Regions from separate parts of the Homo sapiens genome. Here all the other regions are linked to region 4. A link is a loop called in an ENCODE intact Hi-C map of the cell type or tissue named here. Cell type or tissue: CD4-positive, alpha-beta T cell. All regions are shown on one strand. Links, peaks and the distances in the headings refer to the core of each region. The heading gives the core; the rest is flanking DNA.

What was found. Peaks named below come from ENCODE experiments on the same cell type or tissue, not always from the same donor. Only the 100,000 strongest peaks of a DNase experiment are listed, where the experiment ranks them.
Region 1: it touches region 4 in a loop (4-fold over the local background); 8 of 110 quality-filtered maps call a loop at or near these places.
Region 2: a loop joins it to region 4, with 6 times the contacts of the local background. A loop is called at or near these places in 7 of 110 quality-filtered maps.
Region 3: a loop joins it to region 4, with 9 times the contacts of the local background. A loop is called at or near these places in 42 of 110 quality-filtered maps.
Region 5: it touches region 4 in a loop (5-fold over the local background); 39 of 110 quality-filtered maps call a loop at or near these places.

What each region holds. Positions count from the first base shown.
Region 1 is chrX:124,336,694-124,343,030 of GRCh38, reverse strand. It overlaps TEX13D (TEX13 family member D), which reads right to left. Exons shown (of 1, transcript NM_001355534.2): 1 at 6,168-6,337. Among named protein-coding and RNA genes, the nearest start is that of SH2D1A, 6.7 kb to the left of the region's middle. In CD4-positive, alpha-beta T cell, for the core only: no CTCF peak of the experiment used is centred there; a DNase peak (open chromatin) is centred at 3,740; H3K4me3 peaks cover 155 bases; H3K27ac peaks cover 898 bases.
Region 2 is chrX:123,729,992-123,736,328 of GRCh38, reverse strand. It overlaps THOC2 (THO complex subunit 2), which reads left to right and starts at 3,277. Exons shown (of 39, transcript NM_001081550.2): 1 at 3,277-3,377. The coding sequence starts at 3,307. RefSeq lists an enhancer at 3,262-3,341. In CD4-positive, alpha-beta T cell, for the core only: no CTCF peak of the experiment used is centred there; a DNase peak (open chromatin) is centred at 3,238; H3K4me3 peaks cover 2,097 bases.
Region 3 is chrX:124,015,505-124,021,841 of GRCh38, reverse strand. It overlaps STAG2 (STAG2 cohesin complex component), which reads right to left. Exons shown (of 35, transcript NM_001042750.2): 2 at 411-475. Among named protein-coding and RNA genes, the nearest start is that of STAG2, 57 kb to the right of the region's middle. In CD4-positive, alpha-beta T cell, for the core only: a CTCF peak has its summit at 3,611 (motif pointing right); no DNase peak of the experiment used is centred there.
Region 4 is chrX:123,957,039-123,963,375 of GRCh38, reverse strand. It overlaps STAG2 (STAG2 cohesin complex component), which reads right to left and starts at 1,670. Exons shown (of 35, transcript NM_001042750.2): 1 at 1,520-1,670. STAG2-AS1 (STAG2 antisense RNA 1) reads left to right here and starts at 2,035. Exons shown (of 2, transcript NR_130770.1): 1 at 2,035-2,187; 2 at 3,971-4,143. RefSeq lists enhancers at 163-422, 513-612, 2,041-2,090, 3,071-3,260, 2,789-3,704 and a silencer at 1,581-1,720. In CD4-positive, alpha-beta T cell, for the core only: a CTCF peak has its summit at 2,876 (motif pointing left); DNase peaks (open chromatin) are centred at 1,355, 1,825 and 2,995; H3K4me3 peaks cover 3,495 bases; H3K27ac peaks cover 3,081 bases.
Region 5 is chrX:123,830,184-123,836,520 of GRCh38, reverse strand. No RefSeq gene overlaps it. Among named protein-coding and RNA genes, the nearest start is that of XIAP, 27 kb to the left of the region's middle. In CD4-positive, alpha-beta T cell, for the core only: a CTCF peak has its summit at 2,988 (motif pointing left); a DNase peak (open chromatin) is centred at 2,960.

The DNA of each region.
Region 1 (6,337 bases), core at 653-5,652, 380 kb before region 4:
GACAGGGTTGTTGTGTGTGTTTATTTAAGCCTGTCTTAAATATTTTTATTATTTCAACCAACACTTATGAGCATCTACCATATGCCAGACATTATAGTAGGTACTTAGGTTACAGAAAAGTACAGTATCTGCCCCTAAGTAGCTCATAGGTCCAGTGAAGAAGACAGACAAGCAAACAGACAATTATAATTCACTTAACAAGAGCTGAGATAGAGGAAAGGATGGGGCTCTAGGGACATAGTAGTGGCATATCTAACTCAACTTATATTCTAACTCGCACAATCTATTCGAGATGGAAAGTGTTTTTATCTTTCTGTCTGCTGTGTACAGGTTTTTTTTTTTTTATTGCACGAATTTTGCCTCCTTCGTGACTCAAAGGAAGTTCCCTCATTCTAGCTGAAACTCTGCATGCTTCTGAGGTTTCATTCTCGGAATAATAGCAACAGCTAATATTTGTTAACTGCATACTATATTCCAGGCATCCTGCTAAGCACTTTGAATGTATTATCTCATTTATTTATATCAACAACCCTGTGAAGCAAATACTATTATTAGTCTCATTTTACCGACAAAGAAACTGAAACCCAGAGAACCTAGGTAGCCTATTCAAGGTGGCACAACTGGTCAATGTCAGGCCCAGGATATGAACACAGGCCACTGACTGCAGAGCCTGTGCACTTCACCACTATCCTCTTCTGCCTCCCAACATTAATTCTGAGGTCACTGCACTGGATTGCTCAGGCTTCAGTCTCCTATCTAGCGACTGTAATCTGGACTTCTAGAATATTCTTCTTACATTTCAAGTGTCAACTGGTCCCATGCCCTGACTCATAGCATGTCTATATATAACTATATGTCTTATCAAATCAGATATACTATTTTAGCCTCATTCTCTTTATTTACTATGTCTTGGAAGGGTCTTCAGTTCACAGTCAAGTTTTGTTTCCTGGGTTTATGGGTCTGGAAACAGGATCATAAGCTCATCCATCCAAAGTAACAGAACACTGAGTAGTTTGGGTTTGGTTGGTTTGTTTTGTTTTGTTTTTAAAGTGATACGGATATTTTCTCTCCTGGGAAGACCTGGATACACAGATAAGGTCTTATCACCCCATTCTCCTTTTTGAATGTTTTCTAGACCAAATGAAGGCCACTCCTCATTAGTTTTTATCTTTTTCCATGAAGATAGATGTGATGGTATATGCGGTGTGCCTGGAGCCTAACAAATACACAATATTATTTTCTCCTACTAGCCTGTGAACTCCCGGAAGACAGAGATGATGTCATATTCCTCTTAGCACACCCAGAACCTAAAAGAGTACCTGGCACCTAGTTAGCTCCCTTCCTTTCCCCCTCTTTTTTCCCTTTATAGAGAGAACCCTCTGCAGAGAATGTGGCTTCTAATTTGCCTCAAGAAGTATATCATTTCTGACATTGACTTCTTTCACATTCATCACTTACCAACGTCTACCCTGTGGTCTGCCTCATTTTGGTTTATAGATATAACTCTTCACATCCCACACCTTGGCACCTGACACACAAATAAATCATCATGTACTTATTTGGCCTCATCAACCAGTTGCCTTTGGATCGCGACAGAATCTTCTTTCCGCCTCTCTTTATCCTGGGTGGGGGCCCTCAGGGTATGCTATCAGCACAAGAAAATATTACGTCTTTGTAAATGAGTCTGCGGCTTTTCATCTAAAAAATCTGTTCTCTTTCTTGAAAGCTCAAGAATAAAATTCCACCACTGGAGCTTTAATCGAAAAGATTAAAGTCCAAGAGACTCTTATTTTGTCTATATATTTTTGCCTGAACATTTTTAAAGAAATCTCTGATGTTTTCAAACACAGATGACCACTTTGATGTATACATCACAAATACCAAAATTTCGCGAAGGAATGGAATGAAGCGAACTATAAACATTTCCCTAAGCAGTTTTATAAATGCAAATGAAATATTATAACCCAGCAAACAAAACAGCTAGTGGTGAATTTCTAAATGCATTTTGTAGTTACATATGCAACATTGACATTATTTTGCTTTTCCTTCTCAGTAATAAATATTTCATGAAAAAAATGCTAGAATCATTGATCAGCGAGGAGTTAAATACTATGAGCCTTTTACAAAGCAAGTCATAAATGTTCTGAAGTTACAAAACTGTCTAGACGATATCAGGAATTGTAGTGGTAAAGGTATGAAATTTTCAATACTTGTCCAATCTTTTTCCTTCCTAGAACCAACATGGTTCACTGAAACTATCAAAATAAACATATATATCAAGCAAAAAATAAATGAGATTAAATCTCCTGTAACTTTTACTTACAGACAAAATCCTCAGATAGCTCATTGTCATCATTTTATAAACACTGGGGTATGGTTTAATGCTGCCTACCACAAAAGTAATCGTAGGTTTCTGCCTTGTGTTAAATTATTTTTATAATGTAGTGCAGAATAAAGAGTAAAATCTAAAATAGCAGATATAGACACAAGCAACAAAGTGCTGGAAAATGTCTCAAGTGAAGCTGTAATACCACATATTATTTTGAAGTAAAACAAAGCCAATTTTCCTAGCAACCTTTTTGTAGACTGCAGACACAATTCGGAACCATCTGGCTATCATGGAAGCTTTGGAACCCAAAATGGTATATACTGCACTTCTCTAAAATCCTTTAGCACTCACTGGCATTTAACATGTATTAAAACTACTAGCTTTCTACAGAGGTTGTTCCTGAAATTGTGTTCCCAAGGTTCATAGAATTTTAAGAAGGTAATATTGATTTTGAGGTATTGTCAATTTTACAAAGAGCCTAGTAAAATGGTCCATTTGCTGGGATTAGGCTGCATGTAATAATAATAATAATAATAGTAATAATAATAATAATGGAATTCATTGAATCCTCACCAAAATCCTAAATGAAAAATGGCAAGTGGCTGCTTTTAGGTTAGAATTATATTTGGTAAGAATTTGTATGAGAGAACTTTATAGTTATATAGGTTTCCTTAATTTTAAATGAACAAGCAATCTTTTATTAATTGATGTCATTTGACATGCATACAGAATATTTTAAAAGCTGGCATCTACAAGCAAAAAAATATGATGGAACAATTGATGAAAAGACTGCGAACTGTTTGGTGCATATTTACCTTATTTCTTCTAATAGAATACAAGGTCACTGAGGGTAATAACGATCACTTCCACAGAGTGAAGCATATTGCCCAGCTTATAACAATCCTGCCTTGAATGAATGCTGTTTACTTGATGTGTAAAGTAATAAAATAAGCTAGAGATTTCTAGTGGCATTGCTTACCTTTAAAATTATCACTCAGGATGATATGGTGCTTTTCCACAATTGCTTTATGCCCCAGAGAAGTTAGCCTAGACGGACCAGGATCTGACCTAGTAGAGTAATTCTTAAGTCCATTGAAGAGAGTGCCTCCAACAGTGAACCAAATAGGGAGTTGTGCTCAAAAAATTGTGCTAGGTCTCCTGGGATTATTAATACCCAGTGCAGCAACACTTACTATGTCTATTTCACTATTTCTGAACCCTTTTCTTAAACACCAAAGAATAAACAGTATAGAGAATGAGAAAAATCTGTTCAACAGCAACCTCATAAGGTCACAGGCTAGGGCTGTTGAGTATCATTAAGTGTATGTGAGTTTTAGTGCCAGTGGATGCACTGACTCTATCACATGCTAGAAGTGAAGAAACCACTGAAGAGTGTTGTGCAGCACCTGTACCACATAAGAAGCAGCCGCTACCATTCCGTGTTGAGTCTTTACAAAGCATGTGATAAGGAAGTTATGTGTTTCTTTGCCATTCTGTTGTAGATTTAGCACCATAATGTAAAAAACATCCCCGTTTGGCAACATGAGCCTGAAGTTTTCAAAATCTAATTTTCCCCTCCTTCCTCACTGGAAAAAAAAAAAAATATATATATATATATACTGTATATTGGACTTATACAGCTGCCACCTTATTCACTTAAAACAAAAACTGAATAATTCAGACAGACTTTAGGTAAGCAGTCAAGATGTGTCCTATCTTAATACTAAACTCAGATATAAACTTTTCGTAAGTCCAGTCTGCTGAATCAGCACAAGTCATGCCCACTGCCTAAATCATTGCCCTTATTTTGCAGTCTTGGTGACTAAGACAATAAATGGCCCTACTCAGTGGCAGCCTGGGTTATCGATCACATATCCCAAAATTTGGAATTTTTTTTTTTTATGAGACTGAGTCTTGCTCTGTTACCCAGGCCAGAGTGCGGTAGCATGATCTCAGCTCACTGCAACCTCCAGCTCCCGGGTTCCAGCAATTCTCCTCTCTCAGCCTCCTGAGTAGCTGGGACTAAAGGCACATGCCACTACACCCGGCTAATTTTTCTATTTTTAGTAGAGACGGGGTTTCACCATATTGGTCAGGCTGGTCTCGAACTCCTGACCTCAGGTGATCTGCCCACCTTGGCCTCCCAAAGTGCTGGGATTATAGGCTTGAGCTACCACACCCAGGCAAAATTTGAGATATTCTAAAAGAGCAGCTCCACAACCACCAGACTGCCACTATACCTCAAATTCCCTCCATCACAGTCATTTCTTTGGGTTTAGGTATTATGATCCCTGTTAAAATGCACATGTATCCCTCAGTAAGGGTAAAACCTTAGGTGGTGTGATATGATGGAGAGTACAGACATTGGAACTAGTAAAATTTCATTTTGAAGCCAGGCTTCACTAAGTCCCAAATTTGGGTATTACCACACCTGTAAATTGGGGGCAATAGTACCCACTTTGAAAACTATTAATATGGGTACCTATAATACCTTACAGTCATCAAAAGGGACAATGTCCTTAGAGTACCTAACACATAGTAAGCACTCTAATGGTAGCTCTTACTATGATTAATAATCTCATACACTCATGACCACAGGATCCAGAGCAGAACCCTGAAGATAGAGAAAGGGAACTAATACTTGTGGGGCTCAGAGACATTCAGTAAATTCTTTGGGGTCACACAGCTACTGAATAATAGATCAAGTAGTTGAACTCGTTTTCTCTGTCTCCAAAGCCCAGGTTTATGCCACAGAAACCTGCTGCCTTTTCTTGCATGTATGCAGCCTGGAAGAGAGTAGTGATCTGACAGCCTCAATGATTCATATTGTTTTGAAAAAGGTTGCCCCTGAAAGACTGTGTAATCATATTAAAATATATAAAAGCTATACACAGGGTGAGTCTGTTTTTATAAAGGCCTAAAAGCATGCCAATTAACAACAGAGTCCATTTTGAAGCCATAAAAGAAACAACTATAGTGAAATCTAGAATGACCTGCTGGTATACGAAAATGGATTATGCTGAAACATGTCCAAGTCTCATCTGTATCCCATCTTCCCAAAATTCCAAGGAGCTATCAGCCCACATGAGTATCATAAAACCAGCCCCCAATCCAGAAAACCTAGCTTTGGGTCTGACATCCCTAATGGATCCCTTCCTCTGAAGTGCTCCCCTCCAAAGTAACCAAGGACCTCCCAGTAATCATGACTCTGAGGGAAGTGAGAATGCTGGCGGGGCAAGGTCACTTTTGTTCTCTGTCCCCATTCCTGTGCCCATACCAAGCAGGTAGCCAGCCTCCACTCCCCTTCACCTCAGGGAACATTTGTCTTGTGAGCAGACAGGCTACAGCCTGGCTGTTTTCCAGAATCCTAAACAACTTGATAGGATTATGCATAGGGGAGAGGGGACAGTGACTTGGAAGGCAGAAATGCAGGAGGAAAGTTTCTGTTCATGGGACATTAGGGGACCTCAGGGAGACAGGATCTCAGGGAAATGGCTTCTTGGTACACAGAAGGCTGGCTTCCAGGCATCAGAGCTCCAAGCCTAGGTAGAAGCACCCTCCCCAACTCACCCCTCCTGCCCCACCACCCTGGAGCAGAAGATATGCTAACCTTCACGGGACCATGTGGACTTGGACTGTGAGGATAGAAAGGACAATCATGATGGATTGAAGGTCCTACAGAAGTGCCCCCAATTCTTGGGTAATTCCTCATAAGAGGAAGGCCCCTCCGGTAGTAAATGAGATTGAACTTCAGTGGGATGAAGGAAAGATGAAGATTTAAGCTTCCACCTCTGAGAAAATTTGCCCTGAGATACACACTACACAGAAGACACAGCAGTCCAGTGCACACTCTTTATTACTAGTTAGGATCAGAAAACCCCTGACAAAGGTTGATTTTGGTGAGCTGGGCGGGATCTTACAGGGAAACTTGAAGACATCTTTAGCTTGGACTGGAGGCAGATCTAACCCACCATCCCTGAGCTCTACCCTGGATCCCTCCTTGCCTTG
Region 2 (6,337 bases), core at 769-5,768, 230 kb after region 4:
CTAAACATTCTACAATGCAGAGGACCCCTGCCCCCTGGCCCCCATCCCCCCTATCCCCACAAAAAATTATCTGACCCAGGTTGAAAGTCCTTGCTGTAGACTACACAGAGAAGTATACATAAGTAGCAAGATAGTGCTTCTTGTATCACAGAAGCCGTCTTGTAATAATGACTTCAAAGTTTTCCAGGAAGGATGATGGTACATGAAGATTCACTGTATCATTCTGTTTGCTTTGTATACATTTTAAATTGTCCATAATAAGGAAACATGAAAAGATTAGAGGGCACTTCTATATTTGATCCTCCTCAAAACGGCAGAAGGTTTTTACAAGCAGAAATCACTGAAGTTAATAGGTGGATATTTTCTAGTGGGTGGCTTTAGAATTTCAAAGTGAGACAGGACACTAGAAGACTAGATACAGCTGGTGAAAAACAATCATAAACAATGGAGCATTTTCCCAGAACCAGTTCTGAATACAGCACATAACTTAAATAGTTTTTCAATGCAAATGAACCTGGTTCATTTGACAAAACTTGCCATATTTAGAAGATACTAGCTCTAAAGTTCATATGTGGGGTAGGATTTCTTCATTTGGATTGTCTGTATTTTCTGCCAAACGTGTGTTTTTTTTTTTTTTAATTTTTTTATTATACTTTAAGTTATAGGGTACACGTGCACAACGTGCAGGTTTGTTACATATGTATACATGGGCCATGTTGGTGTGTTGCACCCATTAACTCGTCATTTACATTAGGTATATATCCTAATGCTATCGCCCCCCACCCCACAACAGACCCCGGTGTGTGATGTTCCCCTTCCTGTGTCCAAGTGTTCTCATTGTTCAATTCCCACCTATGAATGAGAACATGAGGTGTTTGGTTTTTTGTCCTTGTGATAGTTTGCTGAGAATGATGGTTTCCAGCTTCATCCATGTCCCTACAGAGGACATGAACTCATCATTTTTTATGGCTGCATAGTATTCCATGGTGTATATGTGCCACATTTTCTTTCTTTCTTTTTTTTTTTTTTTCTGTCAAGTCTGCTTTATTTAAGTCAATATTAGACCTGCTGTTCCTAAACAGAAATGCCCTGATGACAGAGGAGTGGGAGGGAAGCAGGCTCATGTGAGGGTGTGGGAAGGCCACTTGGCCCAAAATGTTTGCAAGAAATACACCAGGAAAAGCCTATTTTAATTCTCCTGCATTAGGAACTGCCCTGTGAGATTCCTGCAAAATAATCCTCCAGGCTCAGGACTATTCCTCTTCTCTTGTGCTAGACACATCTCTCTTCTGGAAAGTTTTCCTTCCTTTTTTTTTTTTTTTTTTCTGTTGACTTTTTTTTTTTTTTTTATTGATCATTCTTGGGTGTTTCTCGCAGAGGGGGATTTGGCAGGGTCATAGGACAATAGTGGAGGGAAGGTCAGCAGATAAACAAGTGAACAAAGATCTCTGGTTTTCCTAGGCAGAGGACCCTGCGGCCTTCTGCAGTGTTTGTGTCCCTGGGTACTTGAGACTAGGGAGTGGTAATGACTCTTAACGAGCCTGCCGCCTTCAAGCATCTGTTTAACAAAGCCCATCTTGCACCGCCCTTAATCCATTTAACCCTGAGTGGACACAGCACATGTTTCAGAGAGCGCAGGGTTGGGGGTAAGGTCATAGATCAACAGGATCCCAAGGCAGAAGAATTTTTCTTAGTACAGAACAAAATGAAAAGTCTCCCATGTCTACCTCTTTCTACACAGACACAGCAACCATCCGATTTCTCAATCTTTTCCCCACCTTTCCCCCTTTTCTATTCCACAAAACCGCCATTGTCATCATGGCCCGTTCTCAATGAGCTGTTGGGTACACCTCCCAGACCGGGTGGTGGCCGGGCAGAGGGGCTCCTCACTTCCCAGTAGCGGCGGCCGGGCAGAGGCGCCCGTCACCTCCCGGACGGGGCGGCCGGCCGGGCGGGGGGCCGACCCCCCCACCTCCCTCCCGGACGGGGCGGCCGGCCGGGCGGAGACGCTCTTCACCTCTCAGACGGGGCGGCTGCCGGGCGGAGGGTCTCCTCACTTCTCAGACGGGGCGGCCGGGCAGAGACGCTCTTCACCTCCCAGACGGGGTCGCGGCCGGGCAGAGGCGCTCCTCACATCCCAGACGGGGCGGCGGGGCAGAGGCACTCCCCACATCTCAGACGATGGGCGGCCAGGCAGAGACGCTCCTCACTTCATCCCAGACGATGGGCAGCCGGGCAGAGACGCTCCTCACTTCCTAGACAGGATGGCGGCCGGGCAGAGACGCTCCTCACTTTCCAGACTGGGCAGCCAGGCAGAGGGGCTCCTCACATCCCAGACGATGGGCGGCCAGGCAGAGAGGCTCCTCACTTCCCAGACGGGGTGGCGGCCGGGCAAAGGCTGCAATCTCGGCACTTTGGGAGGCCAAGGCAGGCGGCTGGGAGGTGGAGGTTGCAGCGAGCCGAGATCACGCCACTGCACCCCAGCCTGGGCACCATTGAGCACTGAGTGAACGAGACTCCGTCTGCAATCCCGGCACCTCGGGAGGCCGAGGCTGGCGGATCACTCGCGGTTAGGAGCTGGAGACCAGCCCGGCCAACACAGCGAAACCCCGTCTCCACCAAAAAAATACGAAAAACAGTCAGGCGTGGCGGCGCGCACCTGCAATCGCAGGCACTCGGCAGGCTGAGGCAGGAGAATCAGGCAGGGAGGTTGCAGTGAGCCGAGATGGCAGTACAGTCCAGCTTTGGCTCGGCATCAGAGGGAGACTGTGGAAAGAGAGGGAGAGGGAGACCGTGGGGAGAGGGAGACGGGAGAGGGAGACGGGAGAGGGAGAGGGAGAAGGAGAGGGACCCGATTATTTTCTTTTATCTCAGCAGTCAGCAGGGCGTAATGTAATTTATTTGCTTATATTTATGGCTTTCCCAAAGACTATTATTTCTCTATTCCCAGTGTCTAGCACATATTAGGTGCTTGAAAAATGCGTGTTTGTATTAGTGGTTAGGGGTAGATATTACGGAAGAAGATGAAGTCTACTTGTTGGCCTGTGGATGGCATTTCTCTGTTCTAATGGGAAGTAAGGCCGAAGACTTCGGAGGGCGCAACCCGTGTAGTAACCTCGCAAAGGGGCCCGCGAGTCTCCACGTCGTTGGCTGCCTTGCCTCGGGTTTCCGCTGGGTGGAGAGGAAAGTGGGGCGGGAAATCGAAAAACGAACTCTCAGCTCCCGGCATTCCTCGTGGGCGGTGCTCCCCTTTGACCCTTCGCTCGCGTGCTACACATCCGGGCTTCTGCTACTAGTGAGAGGAAGATGGCGGCCGCGGCTGTGGTGGTTCCCGCAGAGTGGATAAAGAACTGGGAGAAATCAGGGAGAGGCGAATTGTGAGTGTTCGGGCCGGAGGCAGGCGCACTGCCGGGCCGGGCCAGGGCGTCAGCTGCACTCTCACCTGTAGTGGGAGGTTGAGGGGGAAAGATGTACCCCCTCCCCCACCCGGGCGGCGGGCGTGGATGGTCGTCTAGGAGTTTCGAACTCGGGGAGAGGTGCTGTTTACCGCCGCGGACCTCCTTCCTTCCCTGGCCTCCCAGAAATCGCTACTGCCTGCGGTAGCTCGGCTTCCTTTAGCCTCTTAGTAGAACTCTTATTCCGCCCCTGCAGGTCTCCGCGCTCCCTCTTGGTCTCTTTTTGTGTCCCCCTCTTCGCTTGATCTCACTTGGCTCCTTTATCTTTATGGGGCTGAGCCGGGGCAATTCGGACTTTCCATCTCTCTCTGTGCCATTTCTTCACTCTGCACCCGTTGGACTCCGCAGTTTGGAGCTTGGCGCCTCCTCTGCCTGAAGTCCAAGGAGGGCGAACCGTCCCGGATTCCCCTCCCCTCCTCTTCGCCCGCTGCCGCGAAGCCCGGGGCGCCGCGAAGAACCCGGTTTGGCACCTCTCGCCCTCCCGGGGAGCGGTCTCTCGACTGTCCCGGCCTCGCGTAGCGCCGTGGGGAAGTGTGGCAGGGATTGCCGCTTTCCCTGAAGAACCACCGACATTTCTTTGCTCCGTCTTTTCACCTTAGAGCTATTTCGGGTTGGATTCAACTTTCGTCATTAAATGTTCCCTAAACCCCATTTTATCCTGGGACTGCAACTAATTCTGGCAGCTCTCCAAGCTTCTCCAGTACCTAGGATAACGCGTTTCCTTTAGTCGTGAAACTTTCCCCCGTAACACCGAAAACAGTAATTTGCCATACCCCTAGTCTTCTCGCCCCCACGTTAGAGCGCTCCCTCCTCCCCTTCCCCTGGAAGGAGTCGTTTAAGCAGCAAAGCAAACCTCAGATATAAGAACAAATATTAATAACATCTCATTTCCTTCTCTGGGTCGCTTTTAGATGCTAAAGCTCAACCCTGGATGAAATTAACCCTCGTTAGCCATTTTTGTCGTCCTTGCCCACCCCTCTCCATTTCTAGTAGCCAGTTTACCGTGGCTCATGCTAAAGATTCAAATCTTTGTAACTTCGTTACTTGGAACGAAACACGAGGAACGCGTTGCCGGATCCCGCGCTTGTAATAGTGCCAGCCTATGTGGCTTCCTCCCCCGCACCCCCCGCACTGCTGTATGAAGTCTTAACAGTGTGAGCTCTAGAATTCCCTAAATAAGCGGCTGTCTTAGCCACTTAAGTAGCTGAGTGACCTTGGGTAAGTTCCTTAACCACTTGGACTGTTTCCCCTTGAGTAAATTGGGAATAATAAGTACTCTACTCAAAGGATTGTTGTGAAGACTAAATAATGCCTGTAAAGCACTTGGCTTATAGTAAGTGCTCAAGTGATAGCTATTAAAAGTAATATTATTCCAACCTTTAGATATTTAAACTTCTCAGGACAGCTCATGCACTTAAAGTCTGTACCACTCAGGTTAGCAATTAATTGGTCTCTGACTTATTCATGTGTGTTTATTCTTGCACTGTAATGAATTGGGAGGCCTTTGAAATATAGGGACTATGTCTCATATTTCTTTTGGTTTAACACATGCCCCGCCCCCCCAGCCTATGCTTAGAATGCTTATTGGTTTATTAATTGTCAGAGAAGGCTATTTGATAAATCTTCGTTTTTAACTATAATGAACATTTTACAAATCCTCGTATGTGCTAGTTAACAAATAGCTGTCAAGTTTGATAGCTAGTTGACAAATAGCCATCAAGTTTGGGGAAGGCAAGATGGGAAGTTACCCAGCCAGACCATCATCTTCATCGATATTAGGGTAATCCCCCAAAACTGATAAAAGCAGTTCATTGTTTTGTTTACTTTCAAAGCCAGCTCATTTATTTAGGGGCTGTTATGTTTGTAGATTGCTCAGCTTCCTCCTTTCAGCTACTGTTTTTTGACAGTTTTACTTTTTTTTTTCCCCCTTGAGACGGAGTCTCGCTCTGTCGCCCAGGCTGGAGTGCAGTGGCGCGATCTCGGCTCACCGTAACCTCCGCCTCCCACGTTCAAGCGATTCTCCTGTCTCAGCCTCCTGAGTAGCTGGGACTACAGGCGCGTGCTACCACGCCCGGCTAATTTTTTGTATTTTTACTAGACACGGAGTTTCACCGTGTTATCCAGGATGGTCTCCATCTCCTGACCTGGTGATCCGCCCACCTCGGCCTCCCAACAGTTTTACTATTATTGCTGCCACCTTAGCATGAGTGGTATTAGGGCTATAAGGTGAAATTCTGCTTGGCTTCTGACTGGTAATGGTTTGAGAAAAAGTGATGTAGGAGATCGAAATACTTAGATAAAATGGAATTTTAGGTTCACATTATGTATATTTACATAATACATGCTATCTGTCATAGTTCTTATGTTTGAAGAGCTGCTTAAAAACTGTTATTAGAAGCCGAGCGTGGTGGCTCACGCCTGTAATCCCAGCAAATTGGGAGGCCGAGGCGGGTGGATCACCTGAGGTCAGGAGTTCCAGACAAGCCTGACCAACATGGAGAAACCCCATCTCTACTAAAAGTACAAAATTTGCCGAGCGTGGTGGCACATGCCTGTAATCCCAGCTACTCAGGAGGCTGAGGCGGGAGAATCGCTTGAATCTGGGAGGCGGAAGTTGCGGTGAGCGGAGATCGCGCTGTTGCACTCCAGCATGGGTAACAAGAGCGAAACTCTTTAAAAAAAAAAAAAAAACAAAAACCCAAACAAAAACAAACCAAAAACAACAGCAAAAAAACCTGTTATTAGAACTTACGTGTATGTAGTTATTGCATGACTTGTGGAATGTGGATTGAATTATAGTAGATCCAAATCAGTATAGTCAGTTTTATGATTGCATTCTGTTACAGGAAGAGAATTTAAAATTGTGTAACATAATAAGCTAT
Region 3 (6,337 bases), core at 614-5,613, 58 kb before region 4:
TGCACATACAGTTAAAAGGAGCTAATAAAAAAAACCTAAGATATAACTTTAAAACAGATTTTCCTGCCCTGGAAACATACAGTCCAAAGCCTGGCTTATTAAATAAATAACCACTTCATGATAATAACAAACTTTGTTGAGAAGAGAAGGGGGAAAAAATGTTAGATCTGATCTATTCCTCTCCCTCAAGGAACTTACGATCAATTTAAATGCCAATAATTTCATACGAACAACAAATGAATGCCATTTTTGACCAAAGTACATGTAAAAATGGCAGACAGAAAGGGTATTATGTCTATGTTTTGAAAGTCAAGGATGCATTTCCTAAATGAAGAAAATGACCTAAAAGCAAACAAGGAAGGAGAAAACAGGCTGAAGCTAAAGTCTAAAGCTCTTAGTCTTATGTGTACCTTTCTCTTATAATTTTCTTATGTTTTTCTTTTATTCCCAAGTGAATTTAGTACTCGGTGGCCACCTAAAGAAAAAGCAGGTAAGATTAAACATATCCAATTAATATTAAATGCTCAAATATAACATACTGACAAACTCCTAATGACTTCTCCCAGTAGGTTAGATATCACACAAGAAACAGCTCAATTTGTCTTGGTAATTTTATCTCTCTAGAAAACATCATCAATGGTTACTAATATTTAATTAATATACAAAGTTCAAAACATTGTATTTCCTAGCTTACTTAAGCTAAAACAGAAAAATATTAATTTTATGTTTTGTGAACAGCAAAATAACAAATGAGGCAATAGGAGAAACAAGAATGAATAATCCACAAATTAAATCCTGAATAATCAAATAACATATACCACCACTTTATTTTTTTTCTGAAAGATACTCAGATTTTAAAATCTTGTTTTCAGCCAGGCGCAGTGGCTCACGCCTGTAATCCCAGCACTTTGGGAGGCCAAGGCGGGCAGGTCACTTGAGGTGAGGAGTTCCAGACCAGCCTGGCCAACATGGCGAAACCCTGTCTCTACTAAAAATACAAAAATTAGCCTCGTGTGTTGGTGCACACCTGTAGTCCCAGCTACTCGGGAGGCTGAAGCAAGCTGAGATCATGCCACTGCACTCCAGCCTGGGTGACAAAGCGAGACTCTGTCTCAAACATACATACATACATAAATTTTAAAATCTTATTTTCGTTGAGACAGGGCTTACTCTGTCACCCAGGCTGGAGTGCAGTGGCACAAATCATAGCTCACTGCAGCCTCAAACTTCAGGGCTCAAGAGATCCTTCTACCTCAGCTTTCTGAGTAGCTAGGACTATAGGTACTCACCACATCTGGCTAATTTTTTCTTTTCTGAAGTTTGTCATCATATGTAAGATACACATTCACCTCCTAAAATGCTAACTTATTTATAAAAGAAAATCATTTTGTTTCTTTTAAAGGAACTGGAGAGGCACAGAACTAATAAATTCTAATGAACAGGTCAGGTCATCTAGACGGCAAGATGAAAATAAAAAAGGTCATGTGATCCTTGCTGTATCTGTCTGCGTCTCTGAGCATTTCATCAAAACCAAAGTTGCTGCTTTCCTTCAATATAATTTCTAAGCACACTTTAAAGGTAGTTCGTAAATACAGTCACCTAAGGAATCACAGGTGATGAATATAAAGAATGCATCATCTCTGAGAAGCAGAGAATACTAAATAAAATGAATATTGTGCGATATACTGGATTCTTCTAAATAGCACAAAATTAATTTCTACTGTAAAAGAAAGAAGCATTCCCAGGCCAAATTATTTTGCAAAGCATAGGCTATACTAACATGTACTTTGTAATTAGAAACCAAAGCAAACACAAAAGCAAAATCAAAGATGTAAGATGTATCTCTCAAGACAAGATAGATGCGCGCATGTGCGTATTATACGTATATAAAAAATAGAGACAGACAGACAAGGTCTTACTCTGTCACCCGCACTGGAGTGCAGTGGCGCAATCACAACTCACTACAGCCTTGACCTCCCCAGGCTCAAGTGATCCTCCCATCTCAGCCTCCCAAGTAGCTGGGACTATAGGCACACACTACCATGGCCCAGCTAATTTTTTCTTATTTTGTAGAGACAGGGTTTCACCATGCTGCTCAGGTTAGTCTTGAACTCCTGGGCTCAAGCAATTCACCCACCTTAGCCTCCCAAAGTGCTGAGATTACAGGCGTGAGCCACTGCGCCCAGCCAGGTACATATATTTTTAAAAGAAAAAAAAAGTTGTGTCAGGGTCTGATAGAAAAATTATTGAACTGGCCAATTCCCTATCCTAGTGAAATAAGATTTTTTTAAAGTCTCTAAATGTTGAAAATTCATCCAACCAAGTGAAAGTATCCACCATGTGCCAAATGTAGTGCTGGGCAATGAGAATACAACAGTGAACAGGAGAACAATGATCCTTGTCCTTAATACCTGTTAAGAAATGTGATTATTATTTCTACGAGAAGGTACCTACTTGCCACTTATTATTATTAAATATAAGAATGCTGGCCGGGCGCGGTGGCTCACGCCTGTAATCCCAGCACTTTGGGAGGCCAAGGCAGGCGGATCATAAGGTCAGGGAGACCATCCTGGATAACATGGTGAAACCCCATCTCTACTAAAAATACAAAAAATTAGCCAGGCGTGGTGGCAGGCGCCTGTAGTCCCAGCTACTCCAGAGGCTGAGGCAGGAGAATGGCGTGAACCCGGAAGGTGGAGCTTGCAGTGAGCCAAGACTGCGCCACTGCACTCCAGCCTGGGTGACAGAGCGAGACTCCATCTTAAATAAAAAAAAAAAAAAAAAAAAAAGAGTGCTAAATTCCATGTATCCGAGTGTTTGCTAGTCATTCTCTAAATGACTTATTTGCCATAAAAACAGTTCATCATAGCTCAACAAAAAATTACAAATATTAAAATTGCTTTGTAATTTAGAAGGGAAGGAACCCAACGGATGAGTTGGGATTAGTAGTTTCTAAATGTAAACTTTAATCTACAGGAAGAGCTGAGAATGTTTACATCTTTATTTTAAATGTCTACAGCTGCATATAAATACAATTTGCAGGCCATGCATGATGGCTCACACCTACAATCCCAGCGCTTTGGGAGGATGAGGTTGGAGAATGGCTTAAACCCAGGAGTTCGAGACCAGCCTGGACAACACAGTGAGACCGTATCTCAACAAAAAATCAAAAAATCAGCCGGGCATGATGGCACACACCTATAGACCTAGCTACTTGGGAGGCTGAGGCAGGAAGATTGCTTGAGCCCAGGAGGTAGAAGCTGCAGTGAGCCATGATCACACCATTGCACTCCAGCCTGGGCAATGGGGTAAGACTCTGTCAATCCATCCATCTATCCATCCATCCGTCCGTCTGTCCATCCATCCATCCATCCATCCATCCATCCATCCATCCAATGTGTTTCCCCCACAGACTTACATTAACAAATTCAGAGTATCTTCAAATGTGCTTAATACCATTTGACTTCAGCTGGGTAACCCAAAACTATAAAAACATGTAATGCTCAAAGAAAAGTATCAGTTTAAAAATCAAACTCACCAAACAATTTCTGCACTATTGCGGGTTATTAACTTTTTAAAAAATATGCTCCAAGATCACAAGGTGGAGCTCTCTCCTAGTGTCTAGAAAAAACTTTTGAGGTTTTCATCATATGTAACAATTCTCTATACCTACTATAAAAGAGTTAACATTCTAACAGCTTTGGAGGATAAAGCATAGAAATAAAATTTGCATTAAGTCTCAATCACTATTTTCCTTCTGGGAAAAAAACCTATCCAGCAACAACTAGCTTCTGCTTTTCCTTACTGAAAACCAGGCAATCCCATTTGTAGATAAGCTAAACAATATATATTAAAGTAAAACTACTTGCTTAAGTTCACATGTATAGTGAGCTGCCATTAAAGGCTATTAATTATTAGATTAAAAAGTAACAGATGATCGCGTTATTTCTAATTCTAAATATTAAATTCAAGTAACACTGCTTTTAATATAAACAGACCTAAAAGCTGAAACTTAATCACCGTAACTTCTCAGGTTATCCATAATTAGTATATATTTATGGGCTGTTACTCAAAGTTTAGATTACAAGTTAAATTCAATAACAAGAAACACCTGTCAGATACCTATTACTATAGCACATTAATACAAGCAAGTAAAAATTATGATGATGCTTGAATCTTTGCAACTCCAAAAAAAGAATGACTTCCTACATTCATCAAAAGTACCCCCCAACAAAATAAAAGCACACACAAAACATCCTAATATCTTGCTTTGATATGATTTAATTTTTTTCCCCCCAAAATAATTACTGTTTTAAAGGTCTTTAATTTAGGGGCCAGGCACGGTGGCTCACGCCTGTAATCCAAACACTTTGGGAGGCTGAGGCGGGCAGATCACGAGGTCAGGGGTTCAGGACCAGTCTGGCCAACATGATGAAACCTCGTCTCTAAAACAAAAATACAAAAATTAGCTGGGCACAGTGGTGTGCACCTATAGTCCCAGCTACTCGGGAGGCTGAGGCAGGAGAATCGCTTGAACCCGGGAAGCGGAGGTTGCAGTGAGCCGAGAACACACCACTGCAATCCAGCCTGGGCAACAGAGTGAGACTCCATCTCCATAAAAAAAAAAAGGTATTTAATTCAATCCCAAGTGGTCTCAAGACAAAAAAATGAAAAGCTACCAACAAAGCCATCACTAACAAGGTTCCCCAGAATCCATATATTAATAATATATTACTGGAGAGCACAGGGGAGGGGAACACTTAAGTAGCTGGTATGTTAATTCTCTCACTAAAAATGCAGAAATATTCAACTGCTAAAAGCTGGCAAATTCACACACCACATGCCATACCCTTAACACTCCTCCCAAAAGGGTCACATACTTCTATATGTAAGGATCACATCCAGGAAATGTATACACCCTTCTAAAATGCCACCATCACTATAATACAAACACTTAAAATTAGGAATTACCAAAATGTCCAATTATCCATAGACTATAGGCGAGCACCACCATGCCCAGCTAATTTTTGTGTATTTTGTAGAAACAGGGTTTCACCATGTTGCCCAGGCTAGTCTTGAACTCCCAGGGTCAAGCAATCTGTCCACCTCAACCTCCCAGAGTACTGAGATTACAGGTGTGAGCCACTGCGCCCAGACAGGTACATATAATTTTAAAAGAAAAAAATGTTGTGTCAAGGTCTGATAGACACAGAAAAAATTATTGACCTGGCCAACTCCCTATTCTAGTGAAATAGGATTTTTAAAGCTTCTAAATACTAAAAATTCATCCAACCAAGTACCACTGATAGTACATCAATGTAATTAATGTAATATTCATACACTGAAACTATTTATGACTGTGTACCAATGTGGGTAAACAGACATAATAACAACAAAAAAGAAGCAAAGGAATACAGTAACAAATCAAGGTGGGTAATTTTTTAATTTTTTATTTACAATCTTATTGTTAGTACAAAAAAGGAAATTATGAAGGGGAAATTCAGTTTTTAATGTACTCTGTTAAAACGTGAACTACTAGCTGGGCATGGTGGCGCGTGCCTATAGTCCCAGCTACTTGAGAGGCTGAGGTGGGAGGATCGCTTGAGCCTGGGAGGTCAAGGCTACAGTGAGCTGAGAACATGCCACTGCACTCCAGTCTGGGCAATAGAGTGAGACTGTCCTCAGGAGAAAAAAAAAACTGTTTAAAAACCTAAGCTACCTAAGGAATTACAAAACTATGCTGCTAAAATCTATTCATATTTCATGTTTATAATCATATAAAATTAAATGTACAAAAACTCTGAGTTCTATCATAAAATTACCTTTATTATGTTTGCCTACTCAAGATTAGCAGGGAACATAAACTTTCTTACAGGCTCCTGACAACAAGACCCAAAGGTATGTTCCTTTTATTGGCCTATGTACTTTCTCAGGAGACAGCATACAGAAGTCTGTTGTTTAGTTTGAGGTTGTGAATGCTAAAAGGTAGACTACTTCCTGCAGTAGTACATTTGATCCAAACAGGAAAGTTACTATCATTTCTATGTCAAATGATGTACATGCGGGCAAAAAAATGAAAAGCTAACCCAAAATGTGGACATAAATATCTACCTTCAAAAAGAAAAAAACTACTGCCCCTTTGATGAGTAACAATCTTTAACAAGAATTCGGCCGGGTGTGGTGGCTCCCACCTGTAATCCCAGCACTTTGGGAGGTGGAGGCAGGCGGATCACGAGGTCAGGAGTTCAAGACCAACATGGTGAAACCCCATCTCTACTAAAATAGAAAAATCAGTTGGGCATGGTGGCATGCACCTGTAATCCCAGCTACTTGGGAG
Region 4 (6,337 bases), core at 603-5,602:
CATCCACTTCCCAGAGCCTTTTTTTTAACAAAATAAGTTCAGATATACCCTTAAACGCAACGCGCTAGGCTACAGACAGAATTAGGAGACCGCCTCCTGCTTTTGCTCCTAACCAATACGCAGAGAGAGAAGGTTGGCAGAAAAGTGCTGCGAGGACAGTAACAAACACCAGCAGCTCCCGAGCAGGCCCTGCTAGAGCCAGGAATGACGCACTTCGGTAACCCGACTCTTTCTCCCCTCCACCCCCGCCCCCAGCAGCGGTGCTGACACCGCCAACAGCCCGGAGTAGGAAAAAAGACAACAGAAAAAAAGGCAGAGGTTGGACCGCACTAGGTTTCATCAAGAAACCTCGATGATTCCTCTTTCGACACTAACCACTAGGACTAAACAGGAAAAGAAGCTTCGTGCTTAAGCAAGTCCCATCATGGTGGTTTAAGAGTCACTAAATTAAGCTGATAATGAGTCCAATCCACAGAGACAAATACAGGGTGTGGCTGCTGCGAAATACGGCGGTCCGTGGGAGAAAAGGGGTATGGAATTTACACTCCAGTGTGAAGGGAAGATGGGGCTTTATGGTGGGAGAAGGGGGTGGCCCGCGCATTTTAAGGAACCATTGCAAACCAACACAAGCGCCTCGTTTACTTTAAATCTAACCTTACAGATCAAAAGTTTCCAATAGATATATCATGTAAACTGTAAATTACCATTTAATCCAACACCATGGCCCTCAATTTAAAAACTACATCCAAGAGAAAGAAGGAGGGAGAGGGAAGAGGGGTGGTAGGCAACAACATAAAAAACATTCTAGGCCACGGAAGAGAAAGTCTCACAAACCGGATGAAACTACTAATACAATATTAAAAATTAAAGCCGAGCACTGAAGCACGAAAATCACACGATAACCCATTACAGTTAAGGATTAAAAATAAAATGACATATGCACCAAGGGGGAGCGGAAACTAAATGTCGAAAGTACAGCGGTTTATAAAAAACTAAAGGCAAAACAAGACATTCTCGCGACGGGGGGAAAAAAAGGCCGAAATCAACAATACGTTCACAATTCTAGGCCAAAAGAAAATGGGAACGGGGCTCAAAGTTTTGCGGAACTACTTGATGCTGTTTCCCACACCTTCTCTCTCCCACGGCCCATCCGACCCTTTTCGTCCCAAAATCGCCGTCCGCAGATCTCCGGATCCAGGGGAGAAGAAAAAAGAAAGTCGACCCCGAGCAAGAATAAAAGTGTGGAGTGAAAACGCACAGGCTGCCTACCTGGGGCAAGGATCAGCTCAGTTCGTGCCTTGAGAAAGACAGTGCGGGTGGGGGTGGGAATGAAAAGCAGCACTAAAACTAAAACAAAAGTGGCGCCAAAACCCCCCAACAAACAGCCTTCCACTCCCGCCCTTCCCCCCTCCGCCCATGCCAGGCAGGCAGGGCCCCCTTCGGGGCAAGGTCTGCGCGCGGGGGCCAACACCGCCAGACCCCAGCCAATTTAGAAAATTGTTGCCCGAAGAAAACTGACCGAAGTCGGGCCTCGGAAGGGATGGAGAGATCGATGCCAATCGCCTTCCCCAGCAGTTCCCCCACCACGCGCTGGAGATGATGGGGCGGGGGAGAAGCAGAGGGGCCCGTCACATGAATGTTGTTCCCTCTCTAGGAAGGGAGGAAGAGAGGGAGGGAGGGGGGAGGGAGGGAAGGGAGGAGGGGAAGGGAGAAGGGAGGGGGCACGAGGGAGGGGTGTGATCAGAGTAGATTTTCCCTCGCCTCCCTCGGTCCGAGGCCCAAATATACACAACTGAGCCTCCTTTCTCCCCTCCCCCCTAGGTTCCCAGCACCACCATTTTGCTCTCTGCCTTCCCCTCACCGCGACACCGCGCTCTCCCCCACCCCAACCACAGCCTCCCGGCTTTCCTCCCCCGACTACGGCTCGCACCCCACCCCACCTCCAGTTCGGGCTCTCCTAGGCTTAGGAGCCTGCCGGAGAAAAGGAACCTAAATCTACTGCTACACAGAGAAGCGGAGCCTCCATCTTGCGCTGCTCCGCGTTCTCCATTTTGGGCCACCCATGGGGGGGGGGGGTCTCCGTAGAGGCCCCGAGGGAGAGTTGGGCGAGGGAAGGAAGAGAAAATCTTCAGCGAGGGTAGTCGAAAAGAAGAGCCCTGCGGTAGAAAGCCACTCTAGGAGTAGGAGGTAGGGAGGAAGGGGGGCTGGAAGTTCCTTGGAAGTGTTGGGGTAGCGACTTGGGGGGAGAAGGGAGAAAGGAGGGCGGGGGGCGCCGCGGGGGCGAGAAAGATCCTCCCGCCTGGACTCTGCCCCCCGTTCCATGGCTGCCCCCCATGGGGGCGAAGAAAGCAGAGGGGAAATTCAATGGCAACAGAGTGCCCAACCTCTTTCCCTCCCAACTCCTCTCTCTCGCCCTGTTTCAATCATACACACCTCACGGTGGGCCAAGCGCCCTCCGGGTGCCCCTCCAAACTTCTAGAAGCTTCGCCTCCGCCATTTTATAACTTACCTCCCCCCTCAGCGTACACAGAGGCAGCAACGAGACTGTTCGCCTCCCCCACTCCTCCTTCTTTCTCAGGCCGGGGGCTTCTTCACCCCTGGGCTGGTACAAGATATTTTTCCCCTTCCTCTTCTTTACACCCTCGAATTCTACTCAGGGACGGAAGCTCCCGCGGTTCTAGAGCGGTGGGGGGTTTTGAAAGTGGCGGTCGGATCCGGCGGGGTTTTTTTTCTTTTTTTTTTTTTTTTTTTTTTTTTTTTTTTTTTTTTTTTTGGTGGCGCTTCGGGATTGTTTGGGGTGTTCGCTCTTCGGCGACTTGGAGGCGAATGGAACGCGCAGGCGCCATCTGTCGGCCACGAACCCGCGCCCGGCTCCCGTTGGGAGGGAGCGGCATCTAGCGGCAGAGAGTTGCCACTGCAACGCCTGGCTCCCAGCCCTCCCACCCAGCGTCCTCCTCCCAGTCACCGACCAATCGTGGCCGACTGACTCCCGGGTTCAGCGTCTCCGACGCCGCCCGCAAACCAGGCGCCCGCAGGGGCGCGCCGCCGAGTGGGGTAAACAAGGTGCCGTGCCCGCGCCTGACTTACTCATTCGTTTGGCCGCGCTTCCGCCGCGGACCCGATCGAGCCGCGGTTCTTCTGTCTTTAGTGGGGTGTCGAGGGGAGGGCGGTAGGAATGTCCGGCGGAGCCCTGGGCCGTGGGAATCCAGAGGCTGGCTGGGTTCGCTCCGGGACTCGTTCCCCGGGCCCCTCCGCCCCTCGCGAGGCGCTAAGGTGGCAGCCCAGTCGGGCATCACCCTTCGAAGTCCCCTCTTCTGACACACCCCTGTGAGGGGCCTGTGGCCCTAGTTCCCGTACCTTCGATGCCCCCTTGTCCCTACCCCTTCCCACCAAAAGAACCCAAGTCGCTTAACTCTGGCACCTGATCCTAAATGGTTTAATGGAGCTACTTGGGCTAGATCGGGGGCGGAATACGGGTTGGTTTTGTTTTGCTTTTTGCTTCGGGTGTGGAGAGAGAGCGAGCTGATTCTCTACCAGTAAGACCTAGCCCTGGAAAAGAAAGAAAAATTGTTTTGCTTTACAGCCCACTGGTCCCGTCTCCGAGAAAACGTGGTCTGTATCTCCAGGTTCTAGGAGTCCTAAAGAACTGGACTACTAGGCTAGGCCGGGCGCTCGACCAATTTGTTCGCCACTCTCGGGGCGGGGGAAGAGATAGGACCGAGCGAAGTGGAGGGAAATCGAAATTTGGGCAAAAGGAGTGGAGGGGGACCTACCCCGCCTCCCCCGCGCATCCACTGCCTTCCTGGGCGGGTGCAACCACGCGAAATGGTTGGGAATTTAGGTTACTTCGCATCCTGCCTTCCCATCCCTCCCCCAAGATGTTTGAAGTGCGAAAAGACCCTTTCTGCTCCTCCGACCCCTGTTAACTAAAATCTTTGTCACCCTTTTTTTTTGTTTGTTTCGAATCCAGTGTATTGGACCTTTGACCGCCAAGAGCTCTTTACTCGGGGGAGAAAAACTCGAGGAGGGCCTATCCCCTCCAAAGCGCCGCTTTTTCCTTGGACAGGAAGAAGTGACCTATTGCAGTGTCTCCATTGCTGTTATAGAAGTTCGTAGATTCATAAAATAGTGTTTGCTTAAGAAGTCTTCGTTTCTGTTCCATTTTTGAAATTTTGGTTAAAATATTTCTTAAATATTAAATTACATTTCAATTAGAAGAAAAGAAATAAAACGTATTAATAACAAAACAAATTTTCCAACTGAGAAATAGGGTGAGCCCCGTGTAAATCATGAAGCTTTCACCCCGATATCACTTCTGAAACATTCCTAATGTAATATAACGATTATTTTCAGTCCTTAAATTATATTCCTTCCATATCTCTTGTTAGTTTCTCTCCCATCCTCTGTGCTTATTGTTTTTTCTGCAACTTTACAAAAAGAGTTATAGTATATTTAATCAACTGGACAATAAAAGTTAAACAGAAACATCTGAATATCAATAACAAGAAGTAAAATCTGAGACATTTTTACTTACCTCTAAAGCTCTGGAGAGTGGAATACTATTCAAAATAAATTTCCATTTCTTTTATAGACCATCTTTGGTAGAATGCTATACAGTTTTTAATAGATTCAAGTTACAGAATGATGCAGCTAGAACATTAAATAGAGAGTAGTGGAAAATTTACAGAGTTATATAAGTTAATGCAAAATTCCACTTGAAGTAATAGAAAAATTGGGCCGTGTACCAAGTCATTTTTACATTAATTTAGTTCAATTGTGCCAATTTAATCTCAATTGATATTAAATGATTTCCTGTCTTAGTATTAGCTGAAAACTACTGATTTTCTGCTCCAAACATCACATTTATGGTACATGGTACAAATAGTTTTTTATCTATTTTATAAATTTGTATTCTCAGTTAATTATCTATGTAGCAACTGAGATTTTAAACAATTTTATGCTTAGAACAAAACTGAAAAGTTCTTCTGTTTAGCAAATTAGCTCTGATTTTGTGAAAAATACCACTGAAGATTAATAACAAACTGGTATAACATCAGAAATAAATGTTGTAGCAAATTTTTACTAATATTTAAGAATATTTTACAGTAACCATTTTTTTTGTTAGAGCTCTTTCAAAAAAATACTTATCAAGACTTCAATATGTACAGAATGCTAGGTGCCCCAGTCCTATCATAAGAAGTGGAGTTTATTTCATGGGGTACTGAAAAATATAAACAATTCACCCTTTGAATGTGAGGACAAAGGGAGAAAATGCCATCAAACGAAATATGAAATAATGAAAAATGAAATAACTGATGGAAAATAATTTTAATCTTGTTTGTAACATGTCCTTTATGAGATAATATTGTAAAGGCAGAAGCTTTGGGTGCCTAATAAGAAATAGTGAAAAAGGAGAGTTGAATAGTTAAAACTTACAAACCTCTGATACTATATAAAAGGCAAGACACTATTTGATGCAGAAATGTTCTGGTCACAAGAAATTCATATGCCACAGTACAACAAAGATAATCCTCCAGGTTTACCATAGACGGACTAAAACATCCCACAGATCTCTTTGCTTTAACTCCATGCAAATGGAACAGACTTCTGATTATAAATTAGGTTTTCCAGATAGTCTTCTCCTCTGGACAGCATATATATATATTTTATATTTTATTTTATTTTCTTTTTTTTTTTTTTTTTTGAGACAAACTCTCGCTCTGTCACCCAAGCTGGAGTGCAGTGGTGCGATCTCAGCTCACTGCAACCTCCACCTCCAGGGTTCAAGCGATTCTCCTGCCTCAGCCTCCTGAGTAAGCTGGGATCACAGGCAAGCGCCACCACGCCCAGCTAATTTTTGTATTTTTAGTAGAGATGGAGTTTCTCCATGTTGGTCAGGCTGGTCTTCAACTCCCGACCACACGTGATCCGCCCGCCTGGCCTCCCAAAGGGCTGGGATTATAGGCGTGAGCCACCGCGCCAGCCCATTTTTTATATTTTTAAACACCATTCTAAACATAAAACCCAGAAACCTAAAAGTAGATAAATAAATTTAAGTCCACAGAAATTAAAAAATTATGTATACCAAGACACCAGAAACAAAGTCAAAAGATAAACTAGAAACTGTGAGAAAATGTTTGCTATATGGATGAAAAAAGCTAATTTCTTCAAGATACGGAGAACTGTCAAAATCAATATGGTAAAATTTAAAACTCCAGTAGAAAAGTGGACAAAGAATATAGTCTACTTGTGGGAGAAGAAATACAGATGGCTAGGCCGGGCGCGGTGGCTCACGCCTGTAATCCCAGTACTTTGGGAGGCCGAGGCGGGCGGATCA
Region 5 (6,337 bases), core at 959-5,958, 130 kb after region 4:
GTGGTTGCACGCACCTGTATAGTCCCAGCGACAGGAGTTCGAGACCAGCCTGGCCAACATGGTGAAACCTCGTCTCTACTAAAAAAATATGAAAATTAGCTGGGTGTGGTGGCGTACTATGCCTGCAATCCCAGCTACTCAGGAGGCTGAGGCAGGAGAATCGCTTGAACCCGGGAGGCGGAGATTGCAGTGAGCCAAGATCACCCCACTGTACTCCAGCCTGGCAACAGAGGGAGACTCTGTCTCAAAGAAAAAAAAGGCAAGGCAAGGGCCAAGAGCTGACTAATTTGGTTGGTAAAGAAACAATGAGTCATTCTAGATTTAGACATTTTATTACTTAGACAGCAAAAAGAAGACTAAACCTAGGTGAGAGCTCCCTGTGAATCATTGTCCCCAACACTAAAAATACAACACTGGCTGGGCACGGTGGCTCATGCCTATAATCCCAGTGCTTTGGGAGGCTAAGGCTGCAAGATCACTTGAGCCCAGGAGTTCAAGAACAACCTGTGCAACATAGTGAGACACCGTCACTACAAAAAATAAAATAAAAATTAGCTAGGCATGGTGGCAGGCACCTGTGGTTCCAACTGCTCAGGAGGCTAAGGCAGAAGGACTGCTTGAGCCCAGGATTTCAAGGCTTCAGTAAGCTGTGATTGCGCCATTGCATTTCCAATCTGGGCAACAGAGTGAGAATCTGTCTCAAAAACAAACAAAAAAACATGACAATGAAGCAAAAAGGGGCCAGATGACTGCAATGTGTGTTGTGGGACATTGTATTTGGGAGGAGTCCCTTCACAGCTACCACTTGGAGGTTTTATGTTCTGCAGCTTTATAGTATGCAGGATATATATTTATATAAATTTATATTTAATATTTATACAATGTGCATTTTATAAATTTTTATTTATGTATTATATTTAAAAGCAGTTTTATATTATGTGGGAGTGAGGCAGAAAGCTCCATTCCTCATCAGAGCCTGAGAGCCGATGGGAAATTGTCTCATGACAGCCTCCCATGGGAGAGTTGAGAGGTGGGACATGGCCTTGTAGGCTCAGGCCTCTTGTGATTGATCAGGCAATGACCTGGATTGGTCATTATTTGGAAGAAATCCAAGTTCAGACTTTTCAGGTAACTGGCTGTAAATTCCTAGAATCCTTATGTTGTCCTAGAAATTGCTTCACTTCCCTTAACCATTTCTTGCTAAGAGTGAGGAGGAATTAGCGGTAGTTCATTAGTTCATAAATTTAGCCTTTACGTGAATTGCAATATGCTTTAATTTTTTTTTTTTTGAGACAAAGTCTCACTCTGTCACCGAGGCTGGAGTGCAGTGGCGTGACCTTGGCTCACCACAACCTCCGCCTCCCGGGTTCAAGCGATTCTCCTGCCTCAGTCTCCTGAGTAGCTGGGATTGCAGGCATAGCACACCACCACACCCAGCTAATTTTCGTATTTTTTTAGTAGAGAAGGGGTTTCACCATGTTGGCCAGGCTGGTCTCAAACTCCTGACCTCAAGTGATCCACCCTCCTTGGCCTCCCAAATTGCTGGGATTACAGGCGTGAGCCATGGCGCCTGGCCTCCTTCTGGTTTTCTTTAGAAATTCCTGAGCAAAGATCTGTTCTGTGTGAAGTAAAGAGCTCTTAACCGGTGGATGGGCCTAACTCAGTTACAGCCAGGTTTCTGCCCAAAGAGAGCAGACTGAGTCAACAATCCTGCTTCAGGATGGTGTCCGAACAAGGCTTACTCCTGTTTGGGTATGCCACATGTTACTAGACATTAGGACAAATTAAGACTAACATTCAAAAAGTCAATAACCCACAGGAAGCCTGTGGACTACTTTAAAAATACTTTTTGGAAGCCTGAAAAAAATGTATGCCAATGATAAAAAATACTATGCACTTGGGAAATAAAACCTGCAGCTTGGTGAACTAGCAAAGTGAAAGAGGCTATTGTAAGTGGGGGAAAAGTGTCTCTCAAAAAATGGAAATATAGTTTCTAATGGGGAGAACAGGGAAGTCTGGAAAAGATGGAAGCTCATATATAAAGTAGAAATTACATGGGCCAAAAATGAATGATGAGTTCTTTGCCAGGGACTCTAAAGCTCCTCTCTGAAATATATCCAAGAGAAAGCCAGCTAGAGAATCAGTGGGATTACAAGGATTAAAAAGGGATTTGACCTGTGGCAGGAGCCTGGGAGGTGGGGGTTTCAGGTTGCTGGTGGCTTAAATGAAAGGGCTTTGGCACAGCTTTTGGTGAGGCCCTGGAGAGGTGACTGAGTAAGAAAAGTTTTATCTTTTCCTCTCTCTAAATCTCTTCTTTCCTCCTCCTATTTCATTCTCTCCCTGGCTTTTTCCTGATTCCACTTTTTTGCTCTTCTTTGCCTTGAACGTTCTTTTTCTGTTTTTCCTTGACCTTATCTTGGACATTTCCAAATTTCCATGTCTAGGGAGACTGCACAACTGGGTTTAGTCTGTAGGCAGGCAAGTTCTCACCTAAAATAGGTACTAAGATATTTCTGGGCTGGGTGAGGTGCCTCACGCCTGTCATCCCAGCACTTTGAGAGGCCGAGGCGGGTGGATCACCTGAGGTCAGGAGTTCGAGACCAGCTTGGCCAACATGGCGAACCCCCCCGCCCCCGTCTCTACTAAAAAATACAAAAAAATTAGCTGGGCATGGTGGCACACGCCTGAAGTCCCAGCTACTCGGAAGGCTGACACAGGAGAATCGCTTGAATCTGGGAGGCGGAGGTTGCAATGAGCCGAGATCACGCCATTGCACTCCAGCCTGGGCAACAAGAGCGAAACTCCATCTCAAAAAAAAATCGGTGCTGATATTTGTGCACCTAAGTAGCTCAGAACAGCAGTAGGTGAAGGGTAAATCGTCGCACCAAGATCCTTTGCTCTTTCCTCTAGTGTTGGAGAGGATAGACAACCTGGACACCCTTCACCTGGTAGGGTTTGGCTAGGGGAGGCTGACACCTGGTGGTCATATTTGGGAGGTGCAGAGAATTCATAATAGCCCCATGCCTTTACCATTTACTGACCATGTATACATTGAGCTATTTGCTGTACATTAATGCTCTCATTTAAAACTCAAAACAATGTTACCCTGTGGAGTGGGTATCATTACCTCTACTTGATATTTGGATGATTTATGTTAAACAGTTATAAACTAATTTGAGCAATGGGATAATGTCTTCTTTTCTTTCTCCTTTGTCCTCAGCTTCTGGGACAGTACCTAGCATGTAGTAGGCTCTCAGGAAATATTTGATGAAATATTGTTTTATTTATCAACATCATGGAACTTTAATTCAATGTCATCCCTTTGTAATAGAGCTGATTTGAATACATTCTTGCTAGATAAGCCTAGACTGTCTGCTGCAACTCTTGCTTAAACACCTTTCCCAGACAATTCCCCATATAAGATACTTAGATATCTAGTCAGCTGCTGAAAAAAAATTCAGATTTTTTTTTAGAACTGACACCATCCTCGATTCTCTATACCGGACACCACAAGGCTGAGTCTCTGTTCAAATGCAGTGCTTTTATAATGAGAAACCACCAAGAAACCAGAAGGTTAAGTCAGCAAAGGCTGTTCAAATGCTGCCATCTTAGACTCCCCAACCTAGACATTAAGTGCCCAAGATGGATGTTTATTGATAAGAACACTGAAGTCATCCAGGTTGATGGCCAATTTAGTAGAGGAAGACTGTGATACAGGTGGCAATATATCCAGTGAGAGGCTGGCCAGTAGGTTGTTAGATGACTGCAATGAAGAAGAAAAACTGGGTGACATGAACTTCAAAGACGCAATGTTGGAAGAGTTACAGCTTAGAAATAGTGACAGAGTAGTAAGAGCATACCAACCCTACCTCTGGGTCTTTTTTTTTTTTTTTTTTGACAGAGTCTCGCTCTGTTGCCCAGACTGGAGTGCAGTGGTGCAATCTCAGCTCACTGCAGCCTCCACCTCCCAGGTTCAAGTGATTCCCCTGCTTCAGACTCCCGAGTAGCTGGGACTACAGGCATAAGCCATGATGCCTGGCTAATTTTTGTATTTTTAGTAGAGACGGGGTTTCGCCATTTTGGCTAGGCTGGTCTCAAACTGATCTCAAGAGATCCGCCTGCCTTCGCCTCCCAAAGTGCTGGGATTATGGGCGTGAACCACCACGCCCGCCTTCTGGGTCTTGTAATATGTAGAAAATGAATAAATGTGTGGCCTCCCCTGGAGGGAGATGCAGGGCAGTGGTGTCTTGAGGAGAGAGCAATGTTTCATTTAGAGCTAGAAAGTGGGAACGTTTCCATGGAAAGGAGTTTGTCTATCTTTGAATGAGAATTCCCTATGGTGCAGTGGAAAAATCTGAGAGGGAGAGGTGCATTGTGGATTTGTGTTGGGGAGGAAACAGAACAGTGTGGAGATGAAAGGAAGGGAAAGGATAGATGATCCGAGGGGCTTCTCTCAGCCAGTGACCAAATGTGATAGAACGTAAAGAAGAGTGTGGTATGCTTTCCTCAAAGCTGAGGCAAGGGCAGCTGTGGTGGGAGATGGGACATTTGGAGCCATTATTTTGAAACTTATCAGGGAGGGGTCTGGAGTCATCAGGATAGGAATGGTGGTTGCAAAGATAAAATCAAAGCCATCTGGCCGGGCATGGTGGCTCATGCCTGTAATCCCAGCACCTAAGGTGGATTACCTGAGGTCAGGAGTTTGAGACCAGCCTGGCCAACATGGCGAAACCCCATCTCTACTAAAAATACAAAAATTAGCCAGGTGTGGTGGCGGGCACCTGTAATCCCAGCTACTCGGGAGGCTGAGGTAGTTGAATCGCTTGAACTCTGGAGGTGGAGGTTGCAGTGAGCCGAGATCACGCCATTGCACTCCAGCCTAGGTGACAAAAGTGAAACTCCGTCTCAAAAAAAAAGGTCTGTTCTTCTTGAGACCATGGACTGACTATGTCTGTCTCTCAGATGCCTCTTTATTTCTGTCTCTGTCTAGTTGATATTTTTTCACAATTGGAGAAAATGAAGTGAAGCAGAAAACTTCCAGAGAAAGGTTGAGATGGATAAGAGAGGAATTAGGGAAGCTTATGTTGGATGGGCTCATTCTTTCCCACATTATGGAAGGCATGACCATTGGCTGAAAGCAAAGGGGTAATTCATGCTTCATAAGGTTGTGAGCATTCAATGAGATAGGGATGTGATGCATTTAGTATAGTGTGTGTCTCAATATATAGGAGTTTTAAAAAGCTCCAGTGGGCCAGGCGCGGTGGCTCGTGCCTGTAATCTCAGCACTTTGGGAGGCCGAGGCGGGTGGATCACCTGAGGTCAGGAGTTCCAGAGCAGCCTGACCAACATGGAGAAACCTTGTCTCTACTAAAAATACAAAATTAGCCGGGTGCGGTGGCACATGCCTGTAATCCTAGTTACTTGGGAGACTGAGGCAGGAGAATCGCTTGAACCCGGGAGGCGGAGGTTGCAGTGAGCCAAGATCACGTCACTGCACTCCAGCCTGGGCAACAAGAGCGAAACTCCGTCTCAAAAAAATAAAATTAAATTAAAAAAAAGCTCCCGGTGGGGCCAGGTGCGGTGGCTCACGCCTCTAATCCCAGCACTTTGGGAGGCTGAGGGGAGCGGATCACAAGGTCTGGAGTTCAAGACCAGCCTGACCGACATGGTGAAACCCCATCTCTACTAAAAATACAAAAAAAATTAGCTGGGAGTGGTGGCCCGCGTCTGTTATTCCAGCTACTTGGGAGGCTGAGGCAGGAGAATCGCTTGAACCTGGGAGGCGGAGGTTGCAGTGAACCGAGATCGTGCCACTGCACTCCAGCCTGGCGACAGAGTGAGACTCTGCCTCAAAAAAAAAAAAAAAAAAAAAAAAAGCTCCTGGCGGAGAAGTCAGTCCTGACTTAGCATGGAAGTAGTCATGGCAACCGACAAGGGTTGGGCAAGGTTCAGTAACTGGAAAATGGTGTGGGTGGAGTAGATGGTGCGGCGTGTGGCGTGGGGCACTCAGCAAGGGATGAGTGAACAAACAGGAACTGAGATCTGAGCAAAGAGTAACCAGTAAGCTACAAAAGTTCAAGGAATACATTCAAGTTCCATCATGCATATAACCTTAAGCTGTGGGTTTTAAGTGATGCATGGATCCTGGCAAACCATTTGCTATCCTGGCAAACCATTTGCTAGCTAGGAGGCTGCCTTAGACCCAAAGGCTATTCCTTTCCAGAGTTGGATGTTAAGGGTTATCCATTGAGAAACTGACTTTGTATGGAATCCAGGCAGTATGATTAGAATTTCTTTCTTTTTGAAACAGAGTCTCACTCTTGCCCAGGCTAGAGTG